Regions from separate parts of the Homo sapiens genome. Here region 2 is linked to region 1. A link is a contact called in ENCODE Hi-C or POLR2A ChIA-PET data. All regions are on one chromosome and are shown on one strand. Each heading gives the region's core, a stretch centred on a gene start or an enhancer-like site at or near the end of the contact. The rest is flanking DNA. Distances are from core to core; before and after follow the strand shown.

Region 1 (6,493 bases), core at 2,979-5,478:
TCTCAAGCGATCCTCCCACCTTGGCCTCCCAAAGCTCTGGGGTGACAGGCGTGAGCCCCCGTGCCCAGCCTCCTTGCAGTCCAGACAGCTGACTCAGGCTGGGGAGGAACCAGGGCAGGCACCCTGAGAGGTGGTCTCAGTGGGGTAGGTGGTCCACCAGCCTGTGTCGGAGAATCAGACTCCTTAAGTTCACGGTCTTCCCAGACGTCTGGTTTTGCCTGCTCCATGAATGATACATCAAGACACTGAGGCCCAGAGGGTGGAGAGGATGTGTCCACAGTGGCAGAGGGAGCAGGGCTCAGTGGCATTGGAGCAAGCCTTCTGGCACCCACTCAGGGCCTGGCTCCCAGAGCACCGGGTCTCAGTCACTGGGGCTTAGGCCGGCCCAGACGGGCTTGCAGCTCCTGCATCATGCCAGGGTGCGCGAGGCCAAACCTGGAGGCGGAAGTCAGGCCCGTGAGAACAGGTTCCCAGGTGCCCGCGGTCTCTTCCCCACCCCAGCTGAGTTGCCCTGTGCCTACCCGTGTCCCAGGGGCCTTCTCCTGGCTGGCACCGGGGTCCCATCATGCCTCAGAGGGCTTGGCTCCAGGGGTTCCTCCAGCTGGAGGGGTCTCTGCTCAGGAGCTGACAGCTCCTCCTCAGGAGGGTTGGGGGCTGGGGGCTCCTCCTGCTGCTCCCAGGCCGGAGTCCGACGAAAAGAGGGCCGGGAGCGACGCTGTGAGGAGCTTCTCGAGAGGTGCACGCGACTCCTTGGGACAGAGACGTCTAGGAGGGACCCGGGGAGCGGGGCCTGCAGGAAAGGGGGCACAGAGGACCATGGGGCCGGCTTCGGGATTCCACTCGTTCCCCCCGAGACCCCACCAAGAGCCCTCACCTCGCTCCAGCTGTTGGCAGCACCTCCTCTGGCACTGCCCATGGCCTCAGCCGTCTCGGCTTCCCCGACTGACTCCGGCGCAGCTTCTGCAGGGGCCTGGTGTGTTGGCTGCTCCTCCTGGCCCCTGACATGTTCCAGGCTTTCTGGCTCAGTCTCCTTGGCCTCTGCCCTCCGGCCCCCGGTCACCATGAGACCCTCTGCATCAAGGAGCCTTGGTGCCTCTCCCTCAGGGTGGTAGTCCCCACACCGCCCCTCACTGTCTTCCCTCTGTTCTCTCTCCTGCCATCCAACAGCCTCTTCTTCCAACAGCGTCCACTTTTCTAGAAGCCCCCCAGCCTCCACCATGGCTCCCATCCCCTCTGCCCTCGCTGTCTGGGAGCCCGCGGGATCCAGCCCACAGCTGTCCTCTGCGCCTGCAGATTCCTCGGCCTCTACCCGCCCTCCCCAAGGTCCTCCCTCCCTGGACTCAAAAGCCTCTACTTGGCTGCCTCTGCCAGTCACCTCTTCCTCTGCTGAGCCCTCCAGACCAAATTCTTGCCCACCTGCATGCTCTCCTGCTGCTGCCTCTTCCTTTTCTTTCGAGTCCCAGCCTTGCCCAAGCACCCCTTCCAAAGCTTCACCAGCGCCAGCAGCGCTGATGTGTGGGACCACATCACCCCCCATAATCCCAGCAGCCACAGAGCCAGTCTGTGCATCCTCACGGTCCGGGAGGCCCACAGCCACCGCTTGCAGCCTCCAGCCTCTTCTGGATGTTCTGTCAGCCTCCGCCTCCTCATCCTCAGTTTCTCTGGCATAGGCCTCTCCCAGTGACGGGCAAGGCCCTGCGTCTGCCCCTGTGCTTCCGTCCAGCTCCTGGTTCTCTGAGACAGATGCCTCTCCCTCCTCAGTTCCACATCCCGCGTCCTGGGTTGTCAGCCCCTCCCCGCCTGCCTCTGGGACTTCTGATAGTTCAGACTCTCGGTCTCCTTCAGCCTCAGCCGCCAGGGTCTGGCCTCCCGCAGTCTCCTCCTCCTCCCGCTGCTCGCCATCGGCCGCATCCTCCTGAGTATTTCCTCTCTCCATGTCCTTTCTCGTGCGGTTTTCCCAGGCTCCTGGGAAGGCCTCGGAGGCCTCAGGCTTTACAGACCCCGCGTGCCTGGGACCTGCCTCCAGGCTCCTCTCCTGCTCCTCTTTGCTCAGGGCCAGAACTCCCATGAGCTCCACCTCCCCTGCCTCCCTTTCCTCGGGTTGCTTAGTTGGGGTCTGGGCGCCCCCCATCAGCTCAGGTCCTTGGCCTTTGGTGACGCTGTGTGTGAGGCCACCCCATTCCACGCCCAGTAGGCCACAGCTAGTCTGGGCCGCCTCACTCTCCTCCCCTGTGAGCTCCTCCTCAGGCCTGGCCTCTGGAGTTGCCTCCAAGTCGGCAGTGCCTTCAGCCTCTCCATCTGAGGGCAGCTCAGCCACTGGATCCCTGCTGCTCCCTCTCTCCTCCTGGGCCTCCTCTGCCTGTACCAGCTCTTCCATCCTGGCCCGGTCGGCCCTGATCCCCAAGTCCTGCCTCATCTCAGCCTCCTTACCACGCAGGTCTACCTGGCCCTCAAAGCTCTCCCCTGCCTCCTGGCCTCCCACAGCTTCCCTCCCTGCGGTCTGGCTCTCAGCAGCCTCTTCTGTTCTTTCAGTGCCCAGGACCTGGGGCTGTTTGGGGAAAGGGCTCACCTCAGCCTCTCTCTCCTCATCCCCCTCCTCCTCTAGGACCCAGACTTTTCCAGTAGCCTCTAGGAGCCTTTCTCCTGGGACTGCTCCATATTCTGTCTGTCTGACTCCCAGCAGGTCAGCCTCCTCTTTGCCTGAGGTTGTCCAGGCCTCGTCCCCTCCTGAGGCTGTCCCGGCCTCCTCCCCTCCTGAGGCTGTCCCGGCCTCCTCCCCTCCTGAGGCTGTCCCAGCCTCCCCGCCTGAGGCTATCCCGGCCTCCTCCCCTCCCGAGGCTGTCCCGGCCTCCTCCCCGCCTGAGGCTGTTTCAGCCTCCTCCCCGCCTGAGGCTGTCTCAGCCTCCTCCCCGCCTGAGATTGTCCTGGCTTCCTCCCCATCTAAAATTGCCCTGGCCTCTTCCCTACCTGGGGTTGTCCTGGCCTCCTCTCTGCCTAAGATTCCCCAGTCCTCAGGCTCTGCCCCTGGGCCCCACGTCCCCCATGCCCTAGTGCTTTCACAGGCCTTCTCCACCACTACCACCTCTTCTCCTTTCCCAGCCCCTTCGGCCCCAGGCTCCTCAGTTTCCCCTGCATCTGCCTCCCTGACCCCCTGCTCCATCTCCCGGTTGTCCCCTGCCGCCTTTGGCCCAACAGCACCAGCCTTCCCCTCCGTCTCCCCATGCCAGGTCCACTCTGACTCCGCCCCTCTGGCCATCCCTGGCTCTCTTGCCCTGACCTCTTCCTCCTCCTCCTCCTGTTCCCAGCTTCTCAGCCTCTCTTCTCTGTTCACTTCCTGCTCATGGGACTCCTGCCTCTCCTGGGCTTGGCCGCTCCTGTCTTGGCAAGCCCCAGACCCTGCCTTGGATTTCTTTCTGGCCTCCAAGTGGGCGCTTGGCTCCTGGCACCTGGCAGCCTTGGCTGTCTCCCCAGCCCCACTGTCCTGCCTCTCTGCTTGGGACCCATGGGAGCTGCCATCTCCCCAGCCCCAGGTCTGTTCTACAGCTGAGCTCCCCACTTCATGTCTTCTGTCATCTCCAGGCCCTCTCAGCCTTCCAGCCCCCTCGTTTTGGCTGCCTCTAAGGCCCTCCAGGTCCTCCTGGGCTTCCTCCTCTACAATCTTCCCTGTCTTTCCCACCGCCACCACCCCCAGTTCCTCAGCCGCCTGCGCCTCCCGCTCTACAGTGGGGACTGCATCTCCCAGGAGGTAGGAGACAAAGGTGCCGAGGGAATCCTAGGAAAAAAGAGAGAGAGAGGGGAGAGTCATTGAGGAGAGTCCCAGCCCTTTCCCTGGGGGCCCTGGCTGGAGGAGCCCAGGTTAAGGAAGAGGGTACTGGGATCTGAAAGGAGAAGAAGAGGATTTGCAGAAGGAGCCAGAAGGGGCATCGATTAGGGGTACGAGGACGCATGGTTGGAGGTGGGGACTGAAATTCAGAAAATATTAGGCCAGGAGTCTGCCTGAACCTGAGAAAGCAATCTCCAGTTTGAGGAGATCAGAAGGAGGAGGGGAAAGGTGAGGCCCCAGGGGAGGTGCCCGGAAGTGAGGCCCCAGGGAATGGGGTGCAAGTATCTGGCAGCTGTCTGCCCTTCTCACCAGTGCCCCCCTCAAGGCCTGGTGCAGCCCAGGGAGGTATAGCCGGAGGAAGTCCATCCTGTCTGTCTCTGTCTGTGTGTCCAGAAAGCTGATAATGACCGTCCCCACCCACCAAGACAAGCCAACCTTCCCCAGGACCAAAGGCACTTCCTCTTCCCCTGTCTCCCTGATGCGTCCCCACCCCAGGCCCTGCCCACGGCCCCTGATGCCCACAGTAGCCCCCACTGCAGCCCGGGAAATGGGTGTACATCACACAGGGGACTCAGGTGCACATTTGGAAATAAAGGACAAGCAAGAGGCCAGAAAGGACAAAGTGGGAGCAGGAGACCTTAGAACTGGGGAGGGGGAGAGGGAGGGGACATGTGGCAACAGCAGCTCAAGTGACTCAGGTCTCGTATCCGCACCTCAGCCATTTCTGCCTCCCCTACAAGCCACAGCCACTCTGCAAGAGGAAGCTGGGGTTTGTGGTTCCTGTTTTGCCTGGGAAGAAAGAGTAGCAGTGAAGAGGGGGCTGGTGGGAGCTCTGACACATTTCGGCGTCATTAATGCTTCCCCCAGGGGCGGAAGGGGCCGGATTGGTGGCTCTGGGGTGCATCCCCTCACCTATGATTAGGCTTGCAAAAAAGAACTTGGCTAAACTTTATATTGTGGATATCTGTGTCTGCCTCCCACCTTCCTGTGACTTCCTTGATGGCAGATGCCATGTATGAAACGCTGCTGAATTTCTAGAGCCCTGCACGTTAGTAGGATTCCATTTTCCATCAGCTGAGTGACCTGGGAGGCACACTAGAGAGGGCACATTTCTTTTCTTTTCTTTTCTTTTTTTTTTTGAGACAGTCTCACTCTGTCACCCAGGCTGGAGTGTAGTGGCGCAGTCTCAGCTCACTGCAACCTCTGCCTCCTGGGTTCAAGTGATTCTCCTGCCTCAGCCTCCCGAGTAGCTGGGATTACAGGTGCGTGCCACCACACCTGGTTAATTTTTGTATCTTTAGTAGAGACAGGGTTTCACCATGTTAGCCAGGCTGGTTTCGAACTCCTGACCTCAGGTGATCTGCCCACCTTGGCCTCCCAAAGTGCTGGGATGACAGGCATGAGCCACCACACCCAGACGAGAGGGCACATTTCCAACTGCATTCTGAAGGCCTGGTGGTGAGAAAGAGCATATAGAGGTGGCACAGCCCATAGCAGAGATGAGGCCAAGGACAAGAAGAGAATGCAGGATGCCGCTTTCCACCTAGAAGAAGGTAAGGGTATGATTCCTTATTTGGAACTACATAAAGTGACCTTGCTCTACTTCTCTTCCCCATACCCTCCTTCTCCCCTCCCCAGCCCCACTTTCCTATTCCAATTAGGGCAATTCTATGAAATCACAGCATCAGAATCTTAGGCCTTAAAATCATTTAGTCTGGCCAGGTGCAGTGGCTCACGCCTGTAGTCCTAGCACTTTGGGAAGCCAAGGCAGGTGGATTGCTTGAGCTCAGGAGTTTGAGGCCACCCTGGGCAACGTGGCAAAATCCAGTCTCTACAAAAAACACAAAAATTAGCTGGGCACAGTGGTGCGCACCTGCTGTCCCAGCTACTCGGGAGGCTGAGGTGGGAGGATCACCTGAGCCTGGGAGGTCAAGGTTGCAGCAAACCAAGATCCTGCCACTGCACTCCAGCCTGGGCAACAGAGCAAAACCCTGTCAAAAAAAAAAAAAAAATCTGGTCTAAGCACCACCTTTGATGGAGGCAGGAATCCTGCAGCAGCCTGGAGCCAACCCAATGGCTCCCTGCCTCTGGTGCTCTATTTCTTATCACCATACAGGTCTCTAAGGTCACCTTTAGGTCTAACATTGTATGAATGATTGTCAGCAACTTTCCAATTTTTTTCATATACATATATTTTTTTTATTTTATTTTTTACTTTTTCTTTTTTTGAGACAGGATCTCACTCTGTCACCCAGGCTGGAGTGCAGTGGCGTGATCATAGCTCACTGTAGCTTCAACCTCCTGGGCACAAGTGATCCTCCCACCTCAGCTTCCAAGGTACCTGTGACTACAGGAATGCGCCACCATGCCCGGCTAATTTTGTTATATATATATATATATATATTTGTACCTTGGTTTTCTCATCTGTAACACCAGGGGTTGAAGTGCTGTGATATTTTTTGGTTCTAGGATAATTTGGAAATAGGGATCTCTTAACATCTTGGATACTGCCAATAGATCATTCACGAAATCCCTTTAGATGAGTGTTATGTTTACTTAGGTCTCTAAAACAATTTGTAAGGTCAACAGATGGGGATAAGAATGACCTGAAGCTGGTCGTCTTTGTTCGCAACCAGAAACAGTCCTGCCTCAAAAAAAAAAAAAAAAAAA
Region 2 (7,426 bases), core at 1,373-3,872, 1.2 Mb before region 1:
CACGTGCCTGTAATTTCAGCTGCTCTGGAGGCTGAGGTGGGAGGATCACTTGAGCCTGGGTATTTGAGGCTGCAGTGAGCTGTGCTCATGCCACTGCACTCTGGCCTGGGTGACAGAGCAAGACCCCATATTAAAAAAAAAAAAAAAGATGGGCCAGGCACGGTGGCTCACGCCTGTAATCCCAGCACTTTGGGAGGCAGAGGCAGGTGGATCATGAGATCAGAAGATCGAGTCCATTCTGGCTAACATGGTGAAACCCCGTCTCTACTAAAAATACAAAAAAATTAGCCAGGCGTGATGGCGGGCGCCTGTAGTCCCAGCTACTCGGGAGGCTGAGGCAGGAGAATGGCATGAACCCAGGAGGCGGAGCTTGCAGTGAGCCGAGATCGCGCCACTGCACTCCAGCCTGGGCGACAGAGCAAGACTCTTTCCCCAAAAAAAAAAAAAAAAAAAAAAAAAAGATATTGCTGGCCAGGTGCAGTGGCTCACACCTGTAATCCCAGCATTTTGGAGGCCGAGGTGGGCTGATCACCTGGGGTCAGGGGTTCGAACCAGCCTGGCCAACATGGTGAATCGCTGTCTCTACTAAAAATACAAAAATTAGCTGGGCACAGTGGCAGGTGCCTATAATCCCAGCTACTCGGGAGGCTGAGGCAGGAGAATCATTTGAGCCCGGGAGGCGGACGTTGCAGTTAAACCGAGATCCACTACTGCACTCCAGCTGGGCGACAGAGCAAGGCTCCATCTCAAAGAAAAAAAAAATTGCTACACTATGTTACAATAAAAACAGGGTGTTATAAAAAAGAAAGAGGCCAGGCACAGTGGCTCACGCCTGTAATCCCAGCACTTTGGGAGGCTGAGGCAGGTGGATCACCTAAGGACAGGAGTTCGAGACCAGCCTGACCAACAAGGTGAAACCCTGTCTCTACTAAAAATACAAAAAAAAATTTAGCCGGGTGTGGTGGCAGGCACCTGTAGTCCCAGCTATTCTGGGAGCTGAGGCAGGAGGATCGCTTGAACCCAGGAGGAGGAGGTTGCAGTGAGCCAAGATCACACCACTGCACTCCAGCCTGGGCGACAGAGTGAGACTCCATCTCAAATAAATAAATAAATAGAGCAAAGACTGAATTCTTAGAAATTAAAGCTATGATACTGAATTACTAAAAGCATTAGAATAAAGAAGCTGGGCACAGTAGCTCACTCCTGTAATTCCTGCAGTTTGGGAGGCCAAGGAGAATGGCTTGAGGCCAGAAGTTCAAGACCAGCCTGGGTAATATAGCAAGGCCTCATCTGTACAAACACAAACAGGAAGTGTTGTAATAAAAAGTTAATAAATTATCCCAGAAAACTGCCAGGTGTGGTGGATCATGCCTGTAATCCCAGCACTTTGGGAGACCAAGGCAGGCGGATCACCTGAGGTCAGGAGTTCGAGATCAGCCTGGCCAACGTAGCAAAACCCCATCTACTAAAAATACAAAAATTAGCCAGGTGTGGTGGCAGGCGTCTGTAATCCCAGCTACTTGGGAGGCTGAGGCAGGAAAATCGCTTGAACCCGGGAGGCGGAGGTTGCCATGAGCCAAGATTATGCCACTGCACTCCACCCTGGGTGACAGAGTGAGACTCTGTCTCAAGAATAAAAAATTTAAAAAATAAATAAAGCTGGGCGCGGTGGCTCACGCCTGTAATCCCAGCACTTTGGGAGGCCAAGGCAGGTGGATCACGAGGTCAGGAGTTTGAGACAGGAAGCTGAGGCAGGAGAATAGCTTGAACCCAGGAGGCAGAGGTTGCAGTGAGCCAAGATCGCTCCACTGCACTCCAGCCTGGGACAGAGTGAGACCCCATCTCAAAAATTGATTAATTAATTAATTATCCCAGAAAATAGAACTCCCAGAAGGTGTAGGGGTGGAGAAGAAAATATGAGAGAAAATATATGAGACTGCCGCTCTAACATAGAGATCCAATAAGTGGCGGCTTAAAGAAGAGACGTGTCGGCCGGGCGCAGTTGCTCACACCTGTAATCCCAGCACTTTGGGAGGCCAAGGTGGGTGGATCATGAGGTCAGTAGTGTGAGACCATCCTGGCCAACCCCGTCTCTACTAAAAATACAAAAATTAGCCAGGCATGGTGGCGCATGCCTGTAATCCCAGCTACTTGGGAGGCTGAAGCAGGAGAATCACTTGAACCCAGAAGGCAGAGGTTGCAGTGAGCCGAGATTGTGCCACAGCACTCCAGCCTGGGACAGAGTGAGACTCTATCTCAAAAAAAAAAAAGAAGAGACGTGTCTGCAAAAAACAAATAAATAAATAAACAAAAGAAGAGACATGTTCAAGTGAAATGGTGGTAGTTAGGGAGGCAGCTCTGCTTCTCTCATTGCTCAGGGACCAAGGGCCCTTCCTCATCACTTTTCTGCCATCGGTAGGGCACCGTTTGTCACCTGCACGTTTGAATCTGTTGTGGGGATCTCCAGCCAGCAGGAATGGAGAGTATGAAGCTGGCCTACTTCCTAAGGCCAAAGACCAGAAGTCACATACATCACCTCCTCACATTCTATTGGTGGAAACTTAGTCACATGACCATGCCTACTGCAAGGGAGGCTGGGACATGCAGTTCCACCATGTTCTTGGGGAAGAAGGGCTCATTGGATTTTGGATAATGAGTAGTCTTTGCCACAGAGACACAGCCAGGCAATCCAAGAGGCCCAAAAGCTAACCAATAGGAGTGCCAGGAAGAGAGAACCCAAGAAATGGAAGAAGGAGAATGATCAGAGATCATTCTCACTCTGATGAGAAACATGCGTCTTCAGGCTGAAAAGCCCACCTAGTGCCTGCCCAATGAAAGAAAACCCATGCCGGGCACACTGGAACCCCAAAAGTGTCATGTACGACTTAGCTATTTCCTAAGGAACAGGAAGCAGCTGGTGATTAGGTTAACATAAATGAAAGAAAGAAAAAAGTCCCAGGGTAAGAAAAAATTAATAGAATGAACACCACATTAGGCTCTGAACTTCCTGGGGCTGGCCCTGAAAGGGAAAATTTACATAAGTTCCTCCTTTTTGACTATAAGAACTAGTTCCTTAGAGAAGGTCAATATTTCGTGACACTCACTTCTAAAATTAATTTTCATATAAGAACATATCTTATGCCAGTTGATGTCATGGATATAATGGCTGATGGGCAACACACCACTCCTGAGAAAGGCTTGGGCACTGGAGTCAGACCAACCTGAAGGCAGCCACCACTCACTGTGTGCCCTTGGGAACATTTCTGAGTCTCAGTTTTCCTCACCTTTAAAATGGGCATAGTAAAAGGAAAAGAAGAGCCAGGCATGGTGGCACAGTAGTAGTCCAGTAATCCCAGCCAAGGAGGCCAAGGCAGGAGGAGTTTTGAGGCCATCCTGGGGACCATAGGGAGACCCTGTCTCTCTAGATTTAAAAAATATATTAAAAAGTAAAGAAAAATGGGCACAGAGTATTTATCTCACAACATTATTAATTTGTTCTTTAATTCCGCAAATATTTGTTGAACACCAACCATGTGTCCGGCATAGGATTGTGACAATTAATGAAATCAAGGGCCAGTCACCTGTCCTCTTGGAGGTAGCCTTCTCCGGAGTGAGACAGACTCTACATATGTAGGAAGCAGGCATCATGGAGAAACATCACGCAGGAAAGTGGGGGAAGGAAGTGCTCCTTTCTACAGGCTGATGTCTCTGAGAAGGGGACATCTGAGGGGAGACTTGAGGGAAGAGAGGGAGCAGCCATGAGATGTTCATGGGGAATCCCACGGACAAACAAAGCCAGTTCAAAGGCCCTAACCTGGGTCCTGCTTCGCGTGTTCTGGGAAGCCCAAGGAGGCCAGTATGGCTGGAGCAGAGTGCATGAAAAGCGAAGTCAAGAGGAAAGGGGGCCATAGGGCACGGCTTTAGGTCATTATTAGCACTTTCACTCTGAGTCAGTGTGGAGAGTTTAGAGAGCTTCAACTTTGTTTTGTTCTGTTTTCTAGAGACAGAGTTTTATTCTGTGGCCCAGACTGGAGTACACTGGTGCAATTATGGCTCACTGCGGCCTCCAACTTCTGGGCTGAAGCGACCCTCCCACCTTAGCCTCCTGAGTGGCTGGGACCACAGGTGTGTGCCATCATGCCCAGCTTTTTTTTTTTTTTTTTTTTTTTTTTTTGATACAGAGTCTTGCTCTGTCACCAGGCTGGAGGGTAGTGGCACGATCTTGGCTCACTGCAACCTCTGCCTCCCTGGTTCAAGCAATTCTCCTGCTTCAGCCTCCCAAGTAGCTGAGACTACAGGCACGTGCCACCATGCCCAGCTAATTTTTGTATTTTTAGTAGAGACGGGGTTTCACCATGTTGGCCAGGATTGTCTTGATCTCTTGACCTTGTGATCTGCCTGCCTCAGCCTCCCAAAGTGCTGGGATTACAGGCGTAAGCCACTGCGCCCTGCCGCTGATTTTTGTATTTTTTGTAGAGACAGGGTCTTGCTATGCTGCCCAGGTTGGTCTCAAACTCCTGGGCTCAAGTGATCACCAGGGTTTCTTGACAGATTGGATTTGGGGATGTGTGAGAGAGGATTGAGGACAACACCAAGGTTTTCGGCCACACCAACTGTAAGAATAGAATTGTTGTATTCTGATATGGGAAGGCTGCAGGAGGAGCAGGTATGGGGGAGAAGATAAAGAGTTCATTTTGGGCCCGGGCACGGTGGCTCACACTTGTAATCCTACCACTTTGGGAGGCAGAGGCAGGCAGATCGCTTGAGCTCAGGAGTTTGAAACCAGCTTGGCCAACAGGGTGAAACCCTGTCTGTACTAAAAATACAAAAAATTTGCCGGGTGTGGTGGCACGTGCCTGTAATCTCAGCTACTCGGGAGGCTGAGGCAGGAGAATCACTTGAACCTGGGAGGCGGAGTTTGCAGTGAGCCAAGATCAGGCCACTGCACTCCAGCCTGGGCAACAGAGCAAGATTCTGTCTCAAAAAAAAAAAGTTCATGTTGGGACATGTTAAGTTTGTGTTGCCTGTCAGACACCCAAGGGGAAGTTTCAAGTGAGCAGTTCTGAAGCTCACAGAAGAGGTCTGCAGTGAAGATGAAAACTTGGGGGACATCAACATTTGGATGATATTTAAAGCCAGGGGTCTGTGTGAGCTCAACTCAAGAGTGAGTGTCACCAGGCACCATGGCTCATGCCTGTAACCCTAACACTTTTGGAGGCCAAGGTGGGAGGATCACTTGAGCCCAGGAGTTTGAGACCAGCCTAGGCAACACGGTGAGACCCTATCTCTACTTAAAATTTTAAAAATTAGCCAGGCAGGGGGGCATGTGCCTGTGGTCCCAGCTACTTGGGAGGCTGAAGTGGGAGGATTGCTGTAACCCAGGAGTTTGAGTTTGGAGTGAGATAGGATTATGCCACTGCACTTCAACCTGGGTGACAGAACAAGATTCTATCTCAAAGTTAAAAAAAAAAAAAAAAAAAAGAGTGGCCAGGCGCCATGGCTCACGCCTGTAATCCCAGCACTTTGGGAGGCTGAGGCGGGCAGATCACGAGGTCGGGAGATCGAGACCATCCTGGCTAACACGGTGAAACCCCGTCTCTACTAAAAATACGAAAAATTAGCCAGGCGTGGTGGCGAGCGCCTGTAGTCCCAGCTACTCAGGAGGCTGAGGCAGGAGAATTGCATGAACCCAGGAGGCGGAGCTTGCAGTGAGCCAAGATCGTGCCACTGCACTCCAGTCTGGGCGACAGAGCGACACTCCGTCTCAAAAAAAAAACAACGAAAAACGAGTGAGTGTCAATTAGGAGAAGAGGACCAACACAGACATAAGAAGTGGGTGCCACTTCACTTACAGAGAGGGCAGTGACAGCTCAGAGATTCTGTGTCTTGCCCACGGTCACACAGCTGGTAAGGGGTAGGATCCGAATTCACAATGAGGTCCTAGTTCAGATCTTTTTGCACTCTATTAGAGTAATCCATACAGACTTCTGTTGATCTAAGTCGACCCGTGGCTATAACTGGAAATAGTTAAGGAGTGTTCACTCAGCCCTCAAGCCTTGAGAGAGAGTCTCGCCCTGTCACCAAGGCTGGAGTGCAGTGGTACGATCTCGGCTCACTGCAACCTCCGTCTCCCGGGTTCAAGCGATTCTCCTGCCTCAGCCTCCCAAGTAGCTGGAACTACAGGTGCCTGCCACCATGCCCAGGTAATTTTTGTATTTTTAGTAGACATGGGGTTTCACCACATTGGCCATGCTGATCTTGAACTCCTAACCTCAAGTGATCCGCCCGCCTCGTCCTCCCAAAGTGCTGGGATTACAGATGTGAGCCACTGTACCCAGCCAGCAGCTGGGCTTTTGAGAAGATTTGGAGAATCAAGAGTCCACAATTCTTGATTCTCAGTGTGGGCCTGGAGGTTGCATGGGTTTGCAATACATTGAGTCTGGGCAGATGTGTGCGCCTAGCAAAGCCAGAGGTGGTAGCAGCCATCACAGGTTTCCAAAGCTGGGGCCCTGGCCACCTAAGTATCAGCCAGTACAGACACAATATTAGATCTGCCCCAGCCCTTGAACAACTGATGGGGCACTCAGTATCACACCTCAATCGGCCTCCCTCCATTGGAGGACTGACTCCATTCCTCAATATCAAGATAAGTGTCACAGACTGTCCCTGTCCCAGCTCTAAATTAAAGGTAATGATGCTGCCCTCTCCAGGACAGTCATAAAGTTAAACAAGAAAATAGTGAAATTACGCACAGAGTTTACTATTTTTCTTTTCCTGTCTCAGCCTTTAAGAACTCAGTAAAGGCCAGGCGAGGTGGCTCATGCCTATAATCCCAGCACTTTGGGAGGCCAAGGTGAGCAGATCACCTGAGGTCAGGAGTTCGAGACCAGCCTTGCCAACTTGGCAAAATCCTGTCTCTACTAAAAATACAAAAATTAGCTGGACTTGGTGGCAGGCACCCGTAATCCCAGCTACTTGGGAGGCTGAGGCAGGAGAATCATTTGAACCCGGTAGGCGGAGGTTGCAGTGAGCCGAGATCATGCCACTGTACTCTCCAGCCTGGGTGACAGAGCGAGACTCGGTTAAAAAAAAAAAAAAAAAAGGAAAGAGGAAAGGAAGAGAGAGAGAAAGAGAAAGAAAGAAAAGGAAAGGAAAAGGAAAGAAGAAAAGAAAAAAGAAAGGAACAGAACAGAACTAAGCAAAGATCCCTCAGAAGGGACCTCCAGGGGTCCCCCCACCCTCGTATCTGTTCAGTTCTGTTTCCGTTCAGTTGGATGTGTCCCACCTAGGAAGTGGTTTCAGACAGGGTTCCTCAGAGCCCTGGGGTTCAGAGGTGATGTTTTGGGGTTTGTGGCTCTGGGCTGGTCATCATCTACCCTCACTCCCAGACCTATTCTCAGCCCTACCCTCTGCCCTGGAGGCTCCC

The links. Hi-C counts contacts between places; a loop is a spot of excess contacts on that map. ChIA-PET counts read pairs that join two places held with the same protein, here RNA polymerase II (POLR2A). Pooled maps may share reads with other maps.
Region 2: a pooled map shows a loop between it and region 1 (3-fold over the local background). The contact joins the enhancer-like site here to the promoter of APOBR in region 1. A Hi-C loop is called at or near these places in 1 of 50 pooled maps. POLR2A ChIA-PET finds 5 or more read pairs at or near these places in 2 of 52 experiments (GM10248 and T-cell).

What each region holds. Positions count from the first base shown.
Region 1 is chr16:28,492,378-28,498,870 of GRCh38, reverse strand. APOBR (apolipoprotein B receptor) reads right to left here and starts at 4,228. Exons shown (of 4, transcript NM_018690.4): 1 at 4,133-4,228; 2 at 875-3,772; 3 at 522-790; 4 at 1-435. The coding sequence starts at 4,189. The coding sequence ends at 366. RefSeq lists an enhancer at 6,126-6,493.
Region 2 is chr16:29,641,012-29,648,437 of GRCh38, reverse strand. No RefSeq gene overlaps it. Among named protein-coding and RNA genes, the nearest start is that of SPN, 19 kb to the left of the region's middle. RefSeq lists enhancers at 2,396-2,690, 3,588-3,857, 4,814-4,873, 4,994-5,113. Within about 2 kb of position 2,622, at least 5 of the 41 ENCODE cell types and tissues checked have a DNase peak (open chromatin) inside an H3K27ac peak, as active enhancers do.